2 separate regions of the Homo sapiens genome follow, and region 1 is linked to region 2. Evidence: read pairs that join two places in POLR2A ChIA-PET (ENCODE). Cell type or tissue: CD4-positive, alpha-beta T cell. All regions are shown on one strand. Links, peaks and the distances in the headings refer to the core of each region. The heading gives the core; the rest is flanking DNA.

Region 1 (11,911 bases), core at 4,464-9,463, 54 kb before region 2:
TGCAAAAAATGCATTTCTAGAAATGAGAGTACTGTCTGAACAAGCACTATACAAAATCTACAGCATGGTCCCTATGGAGCTGCAGGTATTTTAAGTTGGTAAGTACCCTTTACATCCCCTGAAGACACAGGTATTTTTGGCCGTGATTCTCTGACTACTTTTCTCATAACATTTATATAACAGTCATTACTTTAAAGGTCGCAATAATATTTAAGATGACCTTTATTTTGGTAAAGAACTGCTAGATGAGTTTCAAGTCAAAGCTAAGTCTGGGGGTGAGGGGTGGGGAAGAACTGCTAGAGATTCCTGATCCCTCTGGTCCCCTGACCATGTCCTTGACACACTCCTCAAGCCTCCATATTGTGAGCATTTCTTTGTTCAATGCCTAAACAACTTGGAAAGTTATTTCAATGAATAACAGAGGCAAATTATATTTGAGTTTGTATATTGAAGCCCGTTAATTGACTTCATCTAGATGTTTCACAGACAGCTAAGTTCAACATACTGCTTTATTTCCACTGCCATCAGTAAGCCACCAAACTCCAGAGCAAGACCTCCGAGGCCCCACTTAAGTTTAATTCTATTGACTTCTCAGAGCTCATCTCTATTAGTCTCTCCCTTGCTCACTCTGCACCTGATATACTGGCCTCTCTTCTGGCCCTCAAATAAATCAAGCTCATTTCCTTCTTAGGGACTTTGCATATACTCTCCAGTCTAAGTGGGGATGCCTTTGCACCCAGATCTTTGCATAGTTGATTCCTTTGTAATATTCTGGTCTGAGTTCAAATCTCTCCTCTTTAGAAATGCCATTCCTGACCATCCCATCTAAAAGCTCCCCTCAATATATCACTGTATCATCACCTAGTTTTGTCTTATTTGTCTTAAATTACTTTGTCCTTTTATAATTTGGTCTTCACCTCACTTCTGAAGGTAAAGTGCCATGAAAGTAGGGATCTTGCCTATTATGTTCACTGCTGTATCTCTAGTACCGTAACAGTGCCTAATAACTCAATAACAGTGCCACTCAATAGCATATGCTTAATAAATCAAAGTTTAAAAATAAAAAATGATTTCATCTTCCAGTCTTGCTTCTGCTAATGTCCCTGTTTCAGTAAATGCTACCCCTATTCTCCTTGTTATCCACACTGAAAACCTTAAAATGTCATCTTTTAGGCTACTTCTTTACTCATTACATCCAGTGATGACCAAATTTTGAAGACACTACTGCCTAACAGCTCTTACGCTAACCTGTTTCCAAGCAAGATTATCATCTTGATCCAAGCCCTTGTTCAATCTGTGCCTCTACCAACCTAAATTGAGCTTTCCCTCCTTTCTCATCCTTCACACTGCTGCCAGAAAAATAAAAAAGTAGTGTTCTGATCATCTCACTTTCGTGCTCAATAACATTTAATCATTCTTCCACCGACCAAAGTCTGGCATTCAAAGCACTCTACCACAAGGACTTACTCAGCTCCTGGTTCACAGTCTTCCTTCTAATGACCAAATCTATTGTGCATTTTTTCAGTGACCATTACAGGACTGCTCTGCTGCATTTGACACCACTCGCCACTCCATCCTTATTCAATTTTGACTCTGTGAGCTAACTTCCTACATTTCAGAAACCCCTTCTTCTCTGTTAGCTCCTTTTTGTTTGGTTGCTTTTTTTTTTCTTTTTTTTTAAGAGATGGGGGTCTCACTCTGCTGTTCAGACCAGTCTTGAACTCCAGGGCTCAAGCAATTCTCCTGCCTTGGTCTCCCAAGTAGCTGAGATTACAGGCATGCACCACCATGCATGGCCTTAGCAATTTTTTAAAATCAGCACTTAAATCTAAATTTATGTCACTTTCTGAAAAGATTTATCAGCCAGGTGCAGTGGCTCACACCTGTAATCCCCGCACTTTGGGAGGCCGAGGCAGGAGGACTGCTTGAGCCCAGGAGTTCAAGACCAACCTAGGCAACGCAGTGAGATGCCATCTCTTAAAAAAATTAAAAAATTAGCCAGGCATGGTGGCATGTGCCTGTAGTCCTGGCTACTCATGAGAATGAGGTGCTGAGGTGAGAGGATCACTTGAGCCCTGGGGATCAAGACTTCAGTGAGCCGTGATGGCACCACTGTACTTCAACTTCAGCCTGGGTGACAGAGAAAGTCCCTCTCAAAAACAAACAAACAAACAAACAATCAAACAAAATACACCCTCTACTCTTCCTAGGCCACTCTCCAGGGTTCTGACTTCTCATTCTAACTCTCTTCTTGGGGGACCTCATCTACTTTCATAACTTTTACTGCTATGTGTAAGCTGATTAACTCACAGATCTGTGCCTTCCACTCAGAAGTGTCATACTCTTACTATCAACTGCCAGTGAACACTTCCACCTGAATCCTCACAAGCAATCTAAGAACCAGATAGCTTAGCCCACTTTCCTAATATAGCTCTTTTTCACCATTCAAATAGAAAATTTGGAAGTCATTCTTGATTCCTCTCTATCTCCTTCACCCTGACAACAAGAGCAACTATTGTTTTATATCTACTATGTGGTAAGGCACTTTACTGGATGTTTTCCATATATTGTTTCACATCCCTATGGGCTAAATATTACTGTCCCAAATTTTTATTTTTAATAAATGGAGTCTTGCTCTCTTGCCCAGGCTAGAGTACAGCGGCACAATCATGGCTTACTGTAGCCTCTAACTCTTGGACTCAAGCAATCCTCCTGCCTCAGCCTCCTGAGTAGTTGGGACTACAGATGCATGCCACCACACCTAGTTAATTTTTAAAATTCTTTTAGAGATTATGTCTCACTATGTTGCCCACGCTACACTCAAACTCCTGACCTCAAGTGATCCTCCTGCCTCAGCCTCCCAAGTAGCTGGGACTATAGGCACAAGCCATGGCACCCAGCTTACTGTCCCAATTAAGATGAGAAAACTAAGGTTCTCAGGGGTATGTAAAACATCCAAGATCCTAAAATGGAAAAGTGACAGAGCTGGGATTTGAACCCACACTTATCCAACTCAAAAAGCTATTCTCTTTCCACCATATACATTATCTATGTTGATCATAAGTCCCTGTTAAGTCTACCTCTTCAAAATATCTCAAATGTCTCCATTTTCACCATACCTATTGCTTGTACACTAGTGCAAGCCCTTATCACCAGTTTTGCCCCTTCTAATATTCATATTGCAGACCTAGCTCCCCAAAAAGCCAATGGGCCCTCCATACATTCACAATAAGGTCAGTATTTCTTAGCATAGTACATAAAGTTCTTCATGATCTAACTCCTGCTTAGTTTTATAACTTCATCTCTTGGCACTCCTGCTCCATGCCCACTCTCACCATCACCTACAGTGAACTCCTGTCTTCTCTAATGTTCTGTGTCTCCGAGCATTTGAATAATATAGCTGGAATCCAACACATTCTCCCACCCCAAACCTCCATCTCCCTTGGTCTGACAAAAGTCTATTCATCTTACAGATTTTAGTCTTTAATCCTTCTTACCAATGAAACTGCTTTGTAAAATAATTTTTTTAATAACTCAAAATTTCTTGGTATTGTAACTACACATTATGGTGAAACAGACTGAGGATGGCCGTTCTTTTATTTTTCTTCCACATTACCAGAGGTAAAACATTCCAAGGCTGCTTGGAGCAGCCAAGCCATCTTTCTTATTCCTTTTTTGTTCTGCTTTTTTTTTTTTTTTTTTTTCCAAATATAGAAACTGGGCCAAGGTAATGGAGGGGGACAGTTTGTTGGTAGGTAGTAAGACATCTGAATTGCTAACTATTCAACAAGATCTAGCTTGTTGGACATTTCTTGCTCATTTTCTTTTAGTACCAGTAGTTTTTTGCCTTAGTAGAGTAGTAAAATTTGAGACGACTTGAATTTAAGCTAACACGTAGAAAGGAAAGTCAGGTTTAGCTGGTAAAGGAAAAAGGCATATTCCATATAGAATAACCTAGTTCTCTGGATTGTGAGGCAGGGGCCTATGCCTAAGCCAACAAATTCTAACTTGAATTTTGGTATACCTAGCTCCCTAAGGGATCTCAAGAATTGGTTGAATTAGAATTTAAGTATTTCTGGTCTTACTAGTAAGACACCATCTCACTCCATCATAATATTAGTCATAAATTATTTCCAACAAAAGCTGCTCAAGAAAGAGGCCATCTGTGTGGTTTTTATGTCATTTGTCCTTTGGCTACCAAGGTTCCTGACACACTGAAAGTACTTAATGAATGTTTCTTAAATAAAGCGAATGATAATCTAAAATCTATACAAACATAGAAGCTTTCTTACGAAACTCGGCCAGCAGTATATCACAGGGCTGCTAAATGACAGCTAGTTTACAATACACATGCACATGGGTGACAAGACAGTAAGAAACCAAATCAAGTGGATATCTGCTACACTTCCTCCCTGACTCACTGATATGGCAGTCAGATCATTTAGAAGCAGATCCCAGAGCATAACTCTCAACCTTGGTTCTGAAACTATGTACTACTCTCTCAGGTATCAGATTTCTCCTATGACATTTGCTATCTACATTCAGCAAGGTGTTTTTTTTTTGAAAAGAGTATTATAAAAATATTAACTCTAAAAAATTATAGGCCCAGCATGGTGGCTCATGACTGTAATTGCAGCACTTTGGGAGGCCGAGGTAGGTGGATCACAAGGTCAGGAGTTTGAGACCAACTAGTCCTAGCCTGGCCAATATGGTGAAATCTTGTCTCTACTAAAAATACAAAAAAATTAGCCGGGTGTGGTGGCGGGCACCTGTAGTCCCAGCTACTTGGTAGGCTGAGGCAAGAGAATCACTTGGATCCGGGAGGCGGAGGTTGCAGTGAGTGGAGATCTCACCACTGCACTCCAGCCTGGGCGACAGAGCAAGACTCCGTCTCAAAAAAAAAAAAAAAAAAATTATAACTAAACTTGCCATTTAGGGAATAGGCTAAGATTTCTCCCTTTCTACCTATTTTGATGAAAATAAATAGTTTAGTATTACAAACACATACACTTTAAGTTTCTTTTTCTTCTGATTTTAAGAACAAAGCATGCTCACCATAGAAAACTATGAATGAGGAAATGAAATCATCCAGAAAGTAATTACCCATAGATTACCACTATTATCATTTTGATGTGATGATCTAAGTTCTGTTTTAATCTTTGTTCAATGTATTTTGATGCTGATACAACTTTACTATATAAAAATTCTGTATTATCCTCTTTTACTTATTTAGTAATATAAGTACTTCTAAGTTATTAATATTACAAATTATTTTAATAGTTGTGCAATATTTCATCATATACCATAATTTACAAAGCCATTACTGTACTGTTAGATATTTATTTCCAAATACTTATTATAAGTAACATAAAGTAATGAGCAACTTGAACTAAAATATTGTTTATTATTTCCAAGGGATAGTCCTAGAAGTGAGATTACTAAATCAAAGGACATGAAACATTTGTAAGACTATCTAGATTATAAAATTACAGGAGTATATATAAAGAGCTGCATTCATTTACATTTCCACCAGAAGTATGGGAGAATGCTGTTTCATCTCATGGAGCATGAGAAATTCAGTAAAATGTATAAAATCATTTAATAAACAAAAAATTGGATATCTCACTGTAGTTTCTAATAGAAGTGATTACTGCTCTCACCTCTAATACTGTACATTTCCTTAAGGTCTAAGCCAATGTAGTAAGGCAAGAAATAACAGATCTATATAAGAAATAAAGACTTAAAAGGAAGTAACGAAACTGTCATGATTTACAAAAGATATAATTATATTACTTAGAAAACTATAGAAAAATCAACAAATTATTATAATATGACATCTGTACATCAGCGAGATGGCCAAATACAAGAGCAACATAAAAAAGCAACAGTTCCCAACCATATCAGCAACAAACAATTGAAAAAGAAAAAAAAAAAATTCCATTCATAATAGCAACAATAACCACAAATATCTGAGAAATCAATCTAATTAGTAATATGCAAGATCTTGAGGAAGATTTAATAAAGGATATAAAACAAGACCTCAAAAGAGAGAAATATATGTTCTTGGATAGGAAGAATCATTAAACTAAATGTGTCAATTCTTCCAAAATTATTCTAGGAAGTGAATGCAATCACAAATTTAATTCGAAACTTTTCCATGAAAGTCTGCTAATTTGACATGTGAAAAATCAGCTAAGAAAAGTCTGAAAAAGCAGAATAGTAGAATAAAGATATGTAGGTAGCTACAGTAATTAAAATAAGGTGCTGTTAGCTTAGGAATAGGGACAGAAATGAACACAATTTAAAACAGATGCGTGTGTGTACACAAAATAATCCAACTGTGCCTTATTTCTTCTTTTGGAAAAGACGATTTGCAAGGTTTTTTCTTATAGTAAATAGTAAGTAACATTACTCTGTAAGTAAGACAGATCCGCAAATTTGAAAAACAAAACTATTTATCTATCTACCTATAAATAAACTCACCAACCAATAAACTGAAATTGACCTATTTAATAATAATCATACAGCAGGTTCAAAGTACATGTGTTTCTTAATTATGTTTTGTGCATATAACCTAGGGAACAAGGTTTTCTAATATAACTGATCAGGAAAAACAAAAGCTGTTGATTTCTATGATACAAAACTTGCCATGGGGGGCAGTGGGATTTTTTCTGTTCTGAATAATACTAAAATGATTCTTAACTGAGCCTACCTAGATTGACTTCCTTTACAGATTAAACTTGGAATCTGCCTAAGAAAATGTCTAAGGTCCTCTCAAAAAATATGTCTCCTAACATTGCAAATAACTTTCAATAAACACACTCTAAAATAGGATTTGGTTTACATAATGATCTGACTTAAAATAAGCAAGCAGGATGTATATTCCTAAACATAAAAAGATAACCAAATATGCTTAGGGCTGGGGAGGATAGAAAGGAGAAATGGGGAATGACTGCTAATAAGGGTTTCTTTATGAGGTCATATAAATGTTCTAAAACTAGATTGTGGTGATAGCTGCAAAACTCTATCAATATACCAAAAGCCATTGAATATACACTTGAAGTTGTTGTATAATATGGTATGGATATATATAAATAAAGTTGTTTTTTTAAAGGTAACTAGATTTAAAAAAAAATTTTTTTTTAATTCTACTTTTGTTGGCTCTAAGTACCTTTAAGCCAGTGGTTCCCAAATGAAGGTAATTTTGCCTTCCAGGAGATACTCAGCAATGTCTGGAGACATTTTTGGTTGTCACAAAGTGTGAGATTACTGGTATATAGTGAGTAGAGGCCTGGGATGCTGCTAAACATCTTACAATGCACAAAACAGACCCCAAAAACAAAGAATTACCTGGCCTAAAATGTCAATAATGCTGAGATTAAGAAATCCACTGAAACTCAGCACTGGAATAACTCAACTAACATTTATGCCTCTCATTCATATCATTATAAACAGCTATAACAAAACATATGAAAAATTAAAATATGGTACATTTGTGTGATCCCTATAAAAACTACATGAGTCTCCACAAAAACAGAAACTATATGACTGAATTAAAGCCTTTGAAAAGAGAGCTACATACATTTGGGAATAGGCTGTGACAGTTTTGACAGACATATGACTAGAGAGATTCCATGGTACACTGGTGGTAAAAAAAAAAAAAATCCTAGATTTGAAAATTATGCTTATTAATTACAAAATACTTCTTTGCCTTATGGAAGAGCTTCAATGACATGTTTTCCTGTAGATGAACTATAAATGAAAATATTAAGAAATAACCGAGTACCTTCTGTATCTCTTAAATGAAGGTGAACCCCATTAGCCAATGACTTCCAGGACTATCAACATACTATGGGTTATGTACAATCTGTGAACCAATATTGAGTTACTGAACAGGCGCAACAGTTTAGTAGAGCCGAAAGTAGAACTTTTGGGTCAAGCAGACCTGTTTCTGAGTTCTGATTCTCCCTGCAGTTTCTTCCTTTGAGGACCTGGGAGCTGTGGGAGTTGACTGAAATAGTGTATATAGCACACGTCTTAGCATAATGTCTGGAATATGATAAACACTCAAGAGGAATGTTAACTCCAGTAAAACAAACTGCAAATGTATTAAGTACAAATACTTAACAGCCATTCACATTTCCTTAAGTCCTAGCACTTTGGATGTGGACTTAGTATAGAAGTGAGATTTATTCATACAGCAAACTTCTACTGAGTACCTGCTATGTGCTTAATGCTGCTGGAGAAATGATAAATAAGATCTGACCAGAAGCCCTCACCTGTAGGGAAGACACACTCAAATAAATAATTATAATATGCACAATAACAAAAATGTGCATAAAATGCCTACTTAACAGAGAGGACAGTGATTTACTGTCAAAAAGAAACAATGAAGGCTTCACAGAGGAGATGAATCCACTGACAGGTGGAAAGAATAAAGGCAAATGGGAAGGCAGTGGGAAGGCTATATTTAAAGACATAACCCTGAGACAGCATACCACTGGAGATTAAAGTTCAAGGAGGTGAGGGGGCTAAAGATAGGGTTGGAAGGATAGATCAGGAAGGGCCTTAATTAAACCTTTTTTTTTTAAGAGACAGGGTCTTGCTCTGTTGCCCAGCCTGCAGTGCAGTAGTGCAATCATAGCTCACTGTAATCTCAAACCCCTAGGCTCAAGCAATCATCCCGCCTCAGCCCTCTCCAGTAGGACAACAGGCAAGTGCCACCATACCCAGCTAAATTTTTTATTGTGACAAGGTCTTGCTATGTTGTCCAGGCTGTCAACTTCTTAAAGAAGGGACTTTCTAGGGTAGGAGAGAGGGAATCCTTGTTAAGGTATTATGCCCATCCTTCCCATCCCCAATCCAGAATACCTGCCACACAATAATCACTCGCACTTACTCAATTTACTAAATGGCTATAATCGAACTAAACTATTTTACACCTATACTTTGTCTAATGCTGTCTTCTAAGATTTGGGGAGGTTATGCATATTTCCCAAGATTACATAGCTGCTATTAAGTGGCAAAGCTAAGATGTGAACCTAGGTCAGCCTGAATCCAGAGCCCTACACTCTTTTCTGGTTGGCTATATTCTCTCCTTAAGCACTAGGATATTATTTGGACTTTGCAGGCAACAGGGAGTTAGAGGTAAACACAGTAACACCTGTCTATCAATTCTGATGCTTGAAGGTATTGCTCTTTTGAAACTCCCTGAGCTAGGAAGGAAAGGCAACTCTAGTCATTTGGTGTTGGAGAGAAAAGCTTAGGAAAACAAAGATATACACCCTCTTTGGTACCTAGTTATTTCTATTTATTCTAATCTTGCTCCAGATAACTGTCAACTATTCTCAACTCTGTTTATGTTGAGGAAATCCTTCCTAGCCGGAAAACCCTAGAAAGATATGAATACTTTCTTTAAACAGAATTTGCCATATTTAAAACAAAACAAAAAAAATTTTCTAATTTTCCCTCATTCTACGTTGAACCATACTTGCCTAAGTTGATGGTGAAAAATAAATCAAAAAAGGAAAATCTGGCTAATTCTATGTGAAATTGTAAATAGTCTTAAAAAGTTTTAAAGCTACTTCCGGTCCTTTAGATGTACAATGAGTCACCATAGTAGTAATGCATTGCTATAGCCTCTATCACCAACTTTTATTCTACATTGGGCTCTATTACCTCTTGACAGTTTTTATAACTTGAAAAGTCTGCAATTGGAAGCCTATGAAGGTTGTGAGGAAGCTTGGCACAGTGGTGCACACCTGTGGTCCCAGCTACTCAGAAGGCTGAGACTGGAGAACTGCCTGAGCCCAGGAGTTTGAGTCTAGCCAGGGCAACACAGTAAGACCCCATCTCTAAAAAAAAAAAAAAAATAGAAAATAGATTTTTAAACAAAGATTGTGACAAACGGAGCAGGGGTGTATCAGATCTCAGTTTTAGGAAAACTCTGAAATGTCAAGAACAAAATAAACATGTGAAAACGTAGAGGCAGAGATACCAGTTAGGAAAGAAGCTATTTTACCTTCCAGATCACGAGGCTCTGAAAGAGAGCCCTGACTGGCCGGGCGCAGTGGCTCACGCCTGTAATCCCAGCACTTTGGGAGGCCGAGGTGGGCGGATCATGAGGTCAGGAGATCGAGACCATCCTGGCTAACACAGTGAAACCCTGTCTCCACTAAAAATACAAAAAATTAGCTGGGCGTGGTGGTGGGTGCCTGTAGTCCCAGCTACTCGGGAGGCTAAGGCAGGAGAACGGCATGAACCCGGGAGGCCATGCACTCCAGCCTGGGTGACAGAACTAGACTCCATCTCAAAAAAAAAAAAAAAAAAAAGAGAGCGCCCTGACAAGGGAATGAATCAGATATAAGAATAAATAATAATTATCATAATAAATAGTTGCTAGCACTTAGTGAAATCTTTTCTGTGTTCTAAGCACTGTGCAAAGTACTTTACATATCTTATCCCACTAAAGTAACATGATTTCTGCCATTTTACAGATGAGGACAGTCAGACCTAGAGAAACACTTGATCAAGATTTAAGTGGCTAAACTAAGACTTGAACCTTAGAACTATAAACTTTTAAGATAATTAATTGATAAAGATCAAATAAATCTATAAGTATTCTAATTTGAGTGATGATGATCCCATTAACAGAAATAGGGGAACCCCGGAGAGGAAGCAGGTTTGGAAAAAAAATCAGTTCTACATTCAGATGTCTCCTACAGACACAACCCAGCTCAAACTCTGTCTTCAACTAGAACTGCTCTTCCTCCAAGAAGTCAGGCTTGGCACTATCTCTTCTCCAACCACGATATTTAACTTCCTGTCCCTTTCACTCCGTTTATTTTTGAACTCAATCTTCATCCTCACTTTGTTCCCTAGTTATGTGGACACACTCTCAATCCAACCCTCCTCTGGCTTCGCTTAGCATCCGTGGTAATCCCTTGTGTCTCGCTGAACTTCTGCCACACCTGATGGTAATTCTTATCATCCACTTTCTGGTGTTCTTAGGCTGCTAAACACCAAGGAAAGAGATTACAGGAGGGCTAATAAAGCCCTAAACTTTACATTACCTGAGCCATCACTGTTGCTTGGTAACCTTTCATTCATCCTATGCTGGCAATGTACATAGCCCTTCATTGGCTGTTCCAATTTTTTTCCCTCTGTCCTCAAATCCTCATTCCCCTTTCCTTGCACCTTACAATCTGTAGATGATTTTGCCTCCTAATTTACTGAGAAGTCACCCAAAAGTATCTTTATTCTCCCTTCTATTATCAGCATCTGACTGGTTCTCCAAACATTGACTCACCTTTTTAAAATCTCATTTTAGAAGCACTTTCACTTGGGTGACAGACCCTGTCTCAAAAAAAAAAAAAAAGAAAAGTTATTTATCAGTGCTGTCCAATATGATAGCCTCTTGCCACATGTGGTAATTAGCACTTTAAATGTAGTTAATGCAACTGAGGAAATAAGTTTTTAATTTTAATTAATTTTAGGTTTATAAGCCACATGTGACCAACGGCTTTCATATTGAACAGCACAGTTCTTAGGTCTTATCAAATGATTCAAACACAAAACCTGCTGAACTTTTCTCAATACTCTCAAGTCAACATTCAATACCATCTGAGATTCCTCTTAGCTGCTGACATACTACCCTGTTCTCTTTCTATTTCTCTGATGGTTCTCACTTTTCTTAACTTTCTGCTTTTGGCCCCCAAAGACCAGGTGTAACCCTAAGTTCAGTTCTCATAATTCTGCAATTCAAACTCAAAACTGTCTGCCTCAATTTCATACACTGCCATAATTTCTACACCATCTCCATGCAAAAGACTTTCATATCTAGACTGCTGATTCTGATCTCTTCTCAGGACCAATCTCCAGATACAAACTAGACACTTTCAACATACTATTA
Region 2 (11,911 bases), core at 2,900-7,899:
CAAGCCACTACCCTTTAAGCCCACTCATATTTTTGTGGGGCCATGAAAATACAAATTTTTTTAGAGTATCATTAATAGAGTTCATGCAGCTTGGCTAATAGCCATTCCAAAGTGAGTGAGGTCAAGTAGGGTAAAACTTAGCTGGCTTTGAAACCAGGCAAGCAAGGGCTACCATCTTAGTTCTCAAGTGAGTTACTTAACCTCTCAGAGTTTCCTCATTAGTATGTAAAAATCTTCATAATAATTTCTACCATATAGAGTTAGTAAGAAAGTTAAATAAGGTAATCTCGATGGCAGGTACTTAATAATTAATTTGAATTTCTTTCCTTCTGGTTTACAGTGTTTAAACCATCTTTCATGAAAATTAAACCTTGATTTTGCTGTTCCCCTGTATGTAGTGAGGAAATAATAGCTTCTGGGGTCATCAACCTTTTTGGACTTTAGGGTCTATATACATTTTTGTTTTTTAAAAGCAATTTACTATAAAGCTTACAGAAAGCAGTTCAAATTTAATGTAAGAGGGTGGGGAAGTCTCCTTTTATCTCCAAAACGATCTGAACTCTGAAGTTTACTAACTTCTAGACCTAAAAGACTTGAGTTTGTCTAACAAAAGGAAAAGGCATTAGGGAGATGAGAAGGGCTCTTTAAGGTAATGTAGAAGAAATGTAGGAGGAGAAGAAGGGCTGGGATGCAGGAGAAAGAGTGTGGCAAGGAGAGTAGCAAGATTGAAAACTGCAGGCATACATGGGTTGGCTTCCCTCCAAAGGGGCGTATCACCTGAGTGTGGCTTGTGCACTCAAGGAACATGATACAGGAGTTGGGGTGCTTCTCCATCTCTACACACCAGGGAAGGTAACGAGTTCCTAGACAAAACAGATGGAATATTGGGAAAAAAACAAAAACAGAAGGCAAAAGGTTGAGAGAACTCCGTGTAGAAAAGGACATAAATGGCAAATGTGACCAAAAAAGAAAAAAATACGTATAATTATCCTGTTCAATGAGCTCTGCCCACAAATATTTTTTTCCAAAGGTGGTAAGTGGTTTGAGAAAATTTGGGTTAAAGTATGATTATGAAAGGGGTTAATGTCTGTCATGCATCATAGACACAGTGGTGTTTTGTGCGAGGACACTTGTAGGTGTGCTGTCTTCTCAGATAATGTGTCTGGAATATGCCAAGAAGCCTTCTTGTTAAGTCCTGCCAAATCTTTGGCCAACTCCTGACAGATCATGTGAATGTGAACAACATAACCAAAAGAAAAGTAGGAAGTGTTTCTCAGGACTGTGAAGGCTGGGGTGGAAACAAAATCAGGGTACCATGTAATTGGGCAAGTTGCAACACGGAGTCAAATATAATATCAGTAATACATTTCCATAGTGATGAATGCAAAGTCTTCAACAAATTAGTATAGCAGTAGGGTTGCTTTGTTCTCTGTTAGTCAAGCCAAATCCAGAATGTTTTTTAAGAAGGACAGCAACAACTGGAAGAAAAGATGGGCCAGGATGGCAAGAGACGAGAATGGTTTTAAGGATGGTGGATGATTTTGGAAAGGGTACTGTAACAGTCTTCAAATATTTCAGGCCTATTCATGAAGAGGGATTAGGTTTACTTTAGGTACAGTAGATCCTCAAATAACGCTGTTTCATTCAACATCGTTTTATTGTAACACTGATGAGAAAAAGAAATGAATTCCCAGCAAGGCCACTCTGTGTGGAGTCTGCACGTGCTCCCCATGACTGTATGGGTTTTCTGCAGTCCTCTGGTTTTCCTCCCACATCCCAAAATTGTGCCCGTTAGGTGAATCGTCATATCTACATGGTCTTGGTGTGAGTGAGTGAGTGTGTGTGTGTGTGAGTGCACTCTGCCACAGGAAGGCATCCTGTCCAAGGTTAGTTCCCACCTTGGCTCTGAGCTTTGGGGATAAGCTCCAACCACCTTTGACCCTGAACTAAAATAAGCAGGTAAACATTACATTGTTTTATTAATCTTTCTTAAATGTATATGTAGCTCACATTTATTTCAATGTTTAATACTAGAAGTGTCTGGTCTTGCTCTGACCCCAGGCTGGAGTGCAGTGGCACGATCATGGCATTGTAGGCTGGAACTCCAGGGTTTAGGTGATCCTCCAGCCCCAGCCTCCCAAAGTGCTGGGATGACAGGTGTGAGCCACCATGCCTCGCCTGTTTGGGGTCTTTATTTAAGTTTGGCAATGTTTTTGTGACCAGAAATATGCCATGGAAACTTAACACTTGTTTATATGAATTAGCCTATGGTAAAATTGGTTTGTTGTTTCTCTTAAAGTCACAGTTTCCAAGAACCTATTGATGATGTTAAGTAAGGACTTACTGTAGTTTCAGAGGACTGAACTAAGATCAATAAATGGATGTTGGCAGGAGGTAGATTTTGGCACAATATAAAAAGAACTTCTGGGTTGGAGAAATGTTGGTAAAAGGATAAATAATTTAAATGCATAAATCCTAAAGAATGAGAATGATCTGAAATGAAACAAACTCCCTTGAGGCGGTGAACTCGTCTGAATCAGAGGCATTCAAGCACAGCCTCAACTATGACTTACTGGGAATGTTGTAAAAGAGGATTTATGCATCTGACAGCATCCAGACCCAAATTCTGTGGAGACCAAAGTTTTTAAGGTTGGGGGGCACTTTTTCCAAACAAAGGATACAAAATTATGAATAAAAATAGATACAGAGGCTTAGAAGGCACTTTTGCGAGTGAATGGTCCTTGAAACTTAAGCTTCAATAGCTTTGCAGTAAATTCATATCAAGGAAGTCAGTGGATATCAAACAACTGTGAGATTTAAATTGTTTCTAAATAATGAATAATTCTTCTTTTTTTTTTCTTTTTTTTTTTGGAGACGGAGTCTTGCTCTGTTGCCCAGGCTAGAGTGTGATGGCGTGATCTCGGCTCACTGCAACCTCCACCTCCTGGGTTCAAGCCATTCTCCTGCCTCAGCCTCCCAAGTAGCTGGGATTACAGGCACCCGCCACCATGCCTGGCTAATTTTTTTTGTATTTTTAGTAGAGACGGGGTTTCACTATGTTGGCCAGGCTGGTCTCGAACCCCTAACCTCGTGATCTGCCCATTTCGGCCTCCCAAAGTGCTGGGATTACAGGTATGAATAATTCTTCTTAATTTTAAAATAATTATCCTGTTATCTCTGAGACAGGTAGTGAAAAGAGAAAGGAAATGAAGTAAGACACACCTAGCTTCCTATCCTGCCTCAGCCAGGTAACCTGGGGCAAACTATGTGATCTCTTTGAGCCTCAATTCCTTTATCTGTAACATTGAAGTGATGATGTCTATCTTGAAATATTTGAGGGGAAAAATTAAATAAAAGTGTGTATGTAAAGCGCTGATATATAGAAGTTGTGCAATTCATGATAGCTAAACTGAAAGACTAATAAGATTTGGGTAGTCATAAGGATAAGATTTTTAAAGATGTCATTTGGAGTTCTCGTGTCATCAGGAAGATGACAAATAATCTTATTTCACATCCTCGAATTTAAGGCGTAAGACAAGAGTTCATAAAATGTCACCAAGCTGTGATAATCATATTAGGCTTCCTTCAGCCAATTCTAGCTTGTGAATGGAATGGAAAAAAATCACTCACATAACTGGTTGGCCAAGATAAGAACCTTTGTACTCTTTGTTCCTTCTTCTTTCTTTCAAAGTTCGGGATCAGAATCAAGGACTAGGGCATTTCTTGTCACTCTGTATCCAAGACGCAAGTGGCCAGGTTTAAGTGTACACAGATGGGCCACATTATCAAGGAGGTAGTAGGTTGGCAGGAAACTATTATATCATGCAGCTCTAGGACACCATTCATCTAGAAGACTGTACTCAAATTGAACTCCTCAGTCCAGCAGAGATGGGGTCACTTGGGAGCTTGTTAGAAATGCAGAATCTCAGCCCCACCCATGTGTTTTAACAAAATTTCCAGGTGATTCGACACACAGCAAAGTTTGAGAAGTGCTAAACTAAACAACAATGTCCATGGCTCCCCCCCGCCCACAAACTTCTGCAGTGCTCTGCAGTTCTGAGGATCCCTCCCTTGGGTTCTTGGAATGCATTTTCTTTTTTTTTTTTTTTTTTTTTGAGACTCTGTCGCCAGGCTGGAGTGCAGTTGCGCGATCTCGGCTCACTGCAACCTCCGCCTCCCGGGTTCAAGCGATTCTCCTGCCTCAGCTTCGTGAGTAGCTGGGACTACATACACGCGCCACCACGCCCAGCTAATTTTTTTTACTTCAGTAGAGATGGGGTTTCGCCATGTTGGCTAGGATGGTCTTGATCTCCTGACCTCATGATCCGCCCACCTCGGCCTCCCCAAGTGCTGGGATTACAGGCATGAGCCACCGCGCCCAGCCTGAATGCATTTTCTTTTATAAGGTCAGAAAGGTAAGAAGGAGTGAGGGGCTGGCCTTCTTTTCCTAAGAGAAGGCCCAATCTGCCTGATTCTTATTGAGCTTTCATTCTATGGGTTCTCTTCCTTTCATGCAACTCATGAGACAAGGTAGTTCAAACTTGAGGGCAAGTTATACTTTGCAGAAGGTCCAGGCATCTCTCTGGCTACCACATTCCCTTCTAAGAGGTGGAAGAGGAACGATGGGGCCAAGGGTTGGCTCCTACTCCAGAGAGAGGCCCAGATTCTCTAAACCAATTCTCTTTATTTTTCTCTCTCTTCCCTCCTCTTCATCATCATCCTTTTTCTTTTCCTCTCTCTATCAGCTGGACAAAATAAGCCAGGGAGCAAATTCATTGGGAATGACTCCTGCCCTAGGAAGACCTAGATGACAGGCTCAACCAGTGTTGGAGCTCACTCACTCTCTTATCTTTTTCAAGCTAATCAGTATGTTCCAGATCCACCTTTCCTAACCTTGGCTGTGGCCTTGAGGAAAAGGGGAAAGAGGAAGAGAAACCTATTAGGCATGTATTATTTTTAAACCTCCAGACTAAACAAAATGAATCCTCTATTTGTCATAGCACAGCTTCTCAGGATGCACTGACATTTGGGAAGGCTCATTTAGTACAAAAAGACATGCCTTTGCTGCCAGTGACTATGTGTATGTTAATTACAAATACTTAGCACTTACTGTGTTATATATAAGCACTTTACATGTATTGACTGATTTAATCCCCCATTAGCTCTAAAAGTTAGGTGTTATAGTTGTTCTTATTTCACAGATGTGAAAATAGAGGCACTCAGAGTTTTAATAATTTGCAAGATTACCCAGAAAATAAATGGTAGGGAGTGGGGATTTGAACCCAAGTGCCTGGTGCCAGAAACCTTGCTCTTAACCTGCCTCTGACACTTGTCTCCAAGGAACCCTGCAAAGAGAGTTGTTTGGTTGGCATGTTCCTGCTCCTCCAGCCAGTTACCATCCTAATCGCATTACCATTCCCTACAGAGCTCCTTTGTCAAAGCACAGCCACAGATTTTAAATCATGAAGGATGTGTCTGACTTTGGTGAATGCGGCTGTTTGTTTAGTAGACCAACCAGATTTACAGATGAGAAAAGGAAGCATATCATAGGCTCAGAAAGACTTCCCACAGCACCAATAGTTTTTTTTTTTAACAACAACAACAACAACAACAACAACAACAAGAAAACCCTCAACAACGAAAAAACATAAAAAAGAAAAGAAATATGAAGGCCGCATAAGATAATTAGGGTAATTCAACCAAAGAGAGACAAAGAGTTACTCTTTTCCTAAAGCGAATTTTCTAAGGGTAAGATTTTCAAAACTGAACCAGTTAAATGTATTTCCTGTTCTCACCCACAGCTCCTTGCTTTGGGTAAGCAAGTATGCTGTTTACAAAGTACTTTCACAGATGTTTACTCTCTGATCTTCACAGCACCCCAAAGAGGTTGAGTATCTTGCCTAAAATAACACAAACTAAGTGGCAGAGTTTAGACTGCAGCCTGGTGTTCTGAGGTAGAGAGGCAGCTTCACTGCCTGCTCTCTGTTCTTTAGTGATAAAAGAAGAGTGGAAAGACATGTGAATCTCATACTTTAAATTTGGAAATTTCCAGTCACACAGAAATAACAGCTAGCAAGTTATCAAGGGCTTCACCATTCACCAGATGCTGACCTAAGAATGTCACATGGTGTAATTTGTTTAACCCCCAAAATAGATCAGTGAAAAGCCTGTTATAATCCACATCTTGCAGATGAAGAAACTGAGGTATGGAAAAGTTAAATGACTTGCCCAGGCTCATCCTTCTAGCAAATGGCAGAGCTAAGACTCCAACCAGGACACCTGTTTCCAGAGCTGTTCGCTTATTACCAAGCTCTCCCATCTCTGCTGAAAAATTAAGATCAAATTGACAAGAGAACTGAACAGCATTAGTCCTCAGAAACATCTGTGATGGAAAAGGGAGAGTACACAACATGTTTGTAGTGGGAAGAAATATTATTACAATACTCGCATGTTAAATAATCATTTGAAAGTAAACAGGATTATCAGTTAGGTGTCAGCATGGAATATTAATGATTAATAAAGTGTATCAGCTTATATAATCTGTATATCTTCCTGTGTAAGGAGCTGTGTGGAGTGATGGGGGCTCCAAAGACAAGCAAAAGGTGCTCCTGGCTTCAAGAAGCCCACAGGGAAGCTGGAGAGATGACAAACCATCATCACAGGAGAAGTTATACAACCCAGAAACCATAAATAAAAGTTCAATTGAAGCCATAATTGAAGAGATGTCACAAGGCAGTAGGTGATTAATTGCAAAATGAATTCTCCAGTCAATAACTGTAATGGGAGTTTAAGGCAAGGAGCAATCCCTCCAGGCTGGGGCTGTGAGGGAAAACTTTGTCAGGGAGCTTGAGCTTGAATTGGATCTTGAAGGATGCCCAAAATGTGAATAGCTGTAGGGTGGGAGGGGAAGGGAATTCCAGACAGAACAGTGTAGGTGAGCCGAGGTGTAGAAGCAGGAAAATACGGGGAAAGCACATTTGAGGTGGGAAAAAAAAAACAGGAGGCCTGGCTGGACCTGACATAACTCCAGGGCCAACCCCTCAACCCTTGGAGCTGCTGCTGTGGAAAACACTTCATAAGGCACCCTGGTACTATCCAATCTCGAACCATCCACCTGCTGTCTGCCTGCCTTCCTACTTCTAGGCCAGGGAGCCCTTGGTAACACATGCAACCACAAGATGGGCAAATCCTTCCAAAAATCTTGTGTTCTTCCCACACTCATGTCTGTTTCTGTTTCTCATGTGAATTCCTTGAGAAGTACAATCTATCCAGGCAGCCTGTTAGGAATATATCTTTTGGAAAGCCAGAAAATTTTACCATACTTCCCATCCCTGTCTTTATTCTTGGAGACTTTCTTAAAAGCAAGTTCCTCCTGTTACAGTAGGTAGCTAGTCAGACATGAGCAGGGCAGGACAGAGCACACCCTCCTGCCTCCACCAAGAGGCAGGCTCCACCAAGATGTCTGGTTGGACAGCCATCAGGTGATGGTCAAGCAGTTGTTAAACTGTTTCTCTAAAATAATAATTGGTCACAGCTGGCACCAAGGAAAGGCAGTCTCCCATTATCTAGAAACACCTGAAACTGGTGATTAGCAGCTTCCCGATAAGATCTCAGGAGGTGGGTGAGTGGACTCAACCATGCCCACAAAGAGGCAAAATGGCAGAGTTTAACTGTTATATCACCTTCCTCTAGGAGCACTGCACTGGTAAGGAACGAACGCCTCGAGTGAGCATGCGTGCAACCTCAGTAAACGTACTGTGCATGCGGCCCCTCCCAGGTGCTGGCTGACCACTATGCATGTGGACAGCCCACCCCAAGGGAACGATCAGGGGAGGAGGATGCCGTCGTATAAACCCCAAGTCAAAGGTCAAACCATGCACTTGATCTCTCAAGTCACCTGCTTGGTCCTCTTGCAAGTGTACTTTACTTCCCTTTGTTCCTGCTCTAAACCTTTTAATAAATTTTTGCTTCTGCTCTAAAACTTGCCTGGGTCTCTCACTTTGCTTTATGCCCCTGGATTGAATTCTTCTTTCTTCTGAGAAGGCTGCAGACCTGTGTGGATTAGCCGCTGCTAACATCCACTCTGCCTGTGTGTCCCATCTGCTCCAGGCTTCAACCATCAGCAACCTATGCCCACAGGTCCACCTACACCTCCCAGAGTGCCCACTGGAAGGCCCCTGCATGGTGACAACACCCTGACATGCTCACATTCTTCCCTCCCTATGGCTTCCCTCAATGGAAACATTTCTCTGAGTTATCTCACATACAGCACGTAGGGTCAGAGTCCTGCTCACAGCCATTGTCATGGCCTTCATTCAAAAAAATAGTCTTTATGCCTGCTATGGATATAGCAATAAGCAGAATGATCAAAATCCTGCTGTCTGGTAGCTTACATCCTTTGGGAGTGGTTAACCGGGGAAAAAAAGTAAATGTATGTAAAGTTCAGTGGTGATGAATGCAATGGAGAAAATTTAAACAGGGATGTAGAGTAGGGACTACCTGTGGAGGTGGTACAGGAGGAAACTAGGAAGGGGACAGCTAAGCAGAGATCTGAAGGAGATGAGGGAGCCACTAGGGGAAGAGCTTTCCAGACATGAGGGAAAGCAAGTGCAAAGGGCTTGAGATGGTCACAAGTTTTGTCAGGTTTGGGGATGGCAAGGGAGCCAGTCTGGCTGGAGCAGGATAGGCAAGTTGTAAAGTGGCAAGAGCTAAAGTCAGAAAACAGGGCAGGCTAGTCAGGGAAGGCCATGGTGAAGATACTAGGGGTACTCAGTGGGAGGTGGGAAGTCATGGGACGGTTTGAGTAGAGGAGTGCGGTATCATAGGATATCTATTTTGTCTTTGTCCCCAGTTCCTGTCACAGAGCTCCTAAAGCCCTTGGAATTTTCTGAGTGACAGGAATGTCTGTTTTCAAAATGAACCCCTTTCTATAAGACCTGAGCTTATGCTAATGAAGTGGCTTAAGGTGAAGCCTCTCTTTTTTTTTTTTTTTTTTTTTTTTTTGAGACGGAGTCTCGCTCTGTCGCCCAGGCCGGACTGCGGACTGCAGTGGCGCAATCTCGGCTCACTGCAAGCTCCGAAGGTGAAGCCTCTCTTAGATAACCTCAGAATGGGGCCAGTCACCAGAAAGACCAAATAGTTAGAAGATTAGAGGGTTAGAACTTTCAGCCCCACCTACTAACATCCGGGATAAAGGGAGCAGAGTGCTGGAGATTAAGCTCTCTGAAAACTCCAACTAGAATTGATAAGCTTCTGGATGCTTAGTATGTGGAGGTGATGGGAGGGTGGCATGCCCAATGAGGGCGCGGAAGCTCCACTCTGCCCTCCACACATACCTTGCCTTATCCATCTCTTCATCTAGCTGTTCATCTGTATCCTGGATAATGTCCTTAATGATCAACCAGCAAATGTAAGTAAATGTTTCCCTGAGTTCTGTGAACCCTCGTAGCAAATTAATTGAATTCAAGGAGGAGGCCATGGGAACCCCAGTTTGTAGCCAAGTCTGTCAGAAGTAGAGGTGATGGCCTTTTGCTTGTGACTGGTGTCTAAAGTAGGGTGCAAGTCTTGTGGGACTGAGCCCTCAACCTGTGGGACCTGACACTGTCTCCAGGTAAATAGTGTCAAATTGAATTGGATTATAGGACACGCAATTAGTGTCTTTTGGAGAATTGCTTGGTGAGTGGAAAACAAAAACAAAAAACCTAAACATCTGGTCACAGAAGTGTTCTGTGTTGAGTGTGAGAGAGAAAAATAGAGAAAAAAATTTTTTCCTTTATAAGGAGTAACATGGTCAGAAATATATACAAAAAAAAGTTTCACCCAACTGCTAGATGATAGATGCAGGCAAATAGGTTCAGAATGATTCTTCTTCCATTATTTTATAAAAATTCTGCATCTGTAAGTAAGGTCATGCCATTCAGTTGTAGCACACTCTCCACGTGAGCGTCACCTTCATACCTCTACTTCCTCATTGTCAGTCACTGAAGACCTCAGCCTTCATGAGAAGGTTTCCTCTTCTCAAGACTTGCCATCAAACAGAATTTTGTTCATACTCGGGTCCTCCATTCAACTGATTGTCTTCTTAGCTCATTGACTTTATTCCAAATATCTTCACATCTTTTTCCCAATTAGCCATTCAGTCTCATTGCTAGGTCAAAACTCTACCTTCACCTGGAATTTGATCTACTTTTGAAATCATTAAGTAAACATTCCATTTTCAAATTCCAATTGCCTGCCTTTGCAGTTTTCTTGCTTATTTACTCCTAATTCAGGTATTCCCCAACTTCATGGAAAACACCAGCTCATTTCCTGTTCAATCTAACTCAATCCTTCCTACTCAATCCTTCTACAGTCATTATGGCTATTTCAAACATTCTTCACACTTCGCAAACCCTTCATCCTACTTGCCTCCTCAGTGACTTTTAAAATGAAATGCATCAAACTCCTGTCACCCTGTTTACCACGCTCATCCCTCCTTCTTTCTTCAAATCCCACAGAACGAAGCTAATGCCTTCATCTTGCTCAGTTTCTCAGCCTCTCCCACCTTAGGCACTTGCTCCACAGATATCCCTGCTCTCAGGGCTCTGGCTTCTTGCCTTCAGCACTTAGTCATGCTCACATCTTTCTTACTTTGGAAACACACACACAAATAACCCCAAGCACTTTACCAAACCACACCCCTTTTTTCTTCTTGCCTTATCTTTTGCTCCTCTTCACAGCCAAACTTATTGGAAAAGTGTTCTATTCCCTTTTGTGTCCTCAGCCTTCCTTCCCATTCGATTTTGCTCTCACTTTATTCCCCAAGATTGCCCTTGATATTCACCAATTTCCCTCTCCAGGCTTCAACACTCTGCACTCACCATTACTGAAGCAGCCCAAAGACAGGCCAAGCTCATGCCTGGTATACTCTTTCCTCCACGGCAGTAGACTAACTTCTGTTCATATTTCTTGTTTCAGGAACTTTCATGGCTTCAGGGAAGCTATTGCTAACACACCATACCCTCCAAATTGCTGGGTAAGATGCCCTATGCGCTGTCATGGCATCTTGTACTTGCTAACATATGCCCATGGCCAACAGACAAAATGGGCCCCCTGTGGCTAAAGGAGCTGCTCAAAGTTAAAACATGAGAATGAGGCACCCGTGACTAGGTGAGGGAGCAGTCACCTACTCTGGGTTCTTGGCTACAATCAAGCCAAATCAGTTCCTCCTGTCAGTGTCAAGATAGACTACAGCTGAAAATTCCCCAAATGACCACCAACAGACCACCTGGTGGCAACCTCCCACTTGGTGAAACCTACCACCTGGAACCAGCCACTTAAGAAAGACTAATTATTTGGGGCTTAAAAGTCATCCAATCAAGATCCTATTCTTCCCTCCCTTTCTCTCCCTCCCTTCCCTTTCCCTCCCTTTCACTCCTTGCTCTGCCTTTATATAATAATCCCTAACTCTTCATCCTGCCCCACCCCACTTTGGACCACATTTTTGTTTGCACTGAAGGCTTGTATCTTTCCAACTGCAGACTGCTTTTAGAAAATAGGGTTCTCAAAAAAAAAAAAAAAAAAAAAAAAAAAAAAAAAAAAAAAAAAAGAAGAAGAAAGAAAATAAAGTTCTTCCTTTTTTCTCCAAGGATCTCATGGTCTTTTCTTAACATGCTTAATCCTTCTTTACATTTATCACATTGTATGGACACTTTACTCATGAGCCTTCCTTGCTAGACCATAAGCTATTGGGGGTCAAGGTCAATCTATATGACAGTTCTTTGTATATGCCTGGGTTATTTCTGTTTGATACATGCTCCTTTAAATTAAGTATACAGCTAAAGGTGAATTACGAGTAACGGCATATAGAACTTGCATTTTTTCTCTGATATTAAAAAGTAATTGAGGCCGGGCGCGGTGGCTCACGCCTGTA

What was found. ChIA-PET counts read pairs that join two places held together with the same protein. Peaks named below come from ENCODE experiments on the same cell type or tissue, not always from the same donor. Only the 100,000 strongest peaks of a DNase experiment are listed, where the experiment ranks them.
Region 1: POLR2A ChIA-PET joins it to region 2 with 8 read pairs; 12 of 35 experiments call an interaction of 5 or more read pairs at or near these places.

Annotation. Positions count from the first base shown.
Region 1 is chr7:21,462,543-21,474,453 of GRCh38, reverse strand. All of the region lies in intron 3 of SP4 (Sp4 transcription factor), which reads right to left. MIR1183 (microRNA 1183) reads right to left here and starts at 3,396; the gene lies at 3,308-3,396. In CD4-positive, alpha-beta T cell, for the core only: no CTCF peak of the experiment used is centred there; no DNase peak of the experiment used is centred there.
Region 2 is chr7:21,406,675-21,418,585 of GRCh38, reverse strand. No RefSeq gene overlaps it. Among named protein-coding and RNA genes, the nearest start is that of SP4, 15 kb to the left of the region's middle. In CD4-positive, alpha-beta T cell, for the core only: no CTCF peak of the experiment used is centred there; no DNase peak of the experiment used is centred there; H3K27ac peaks cover 1,452 bases.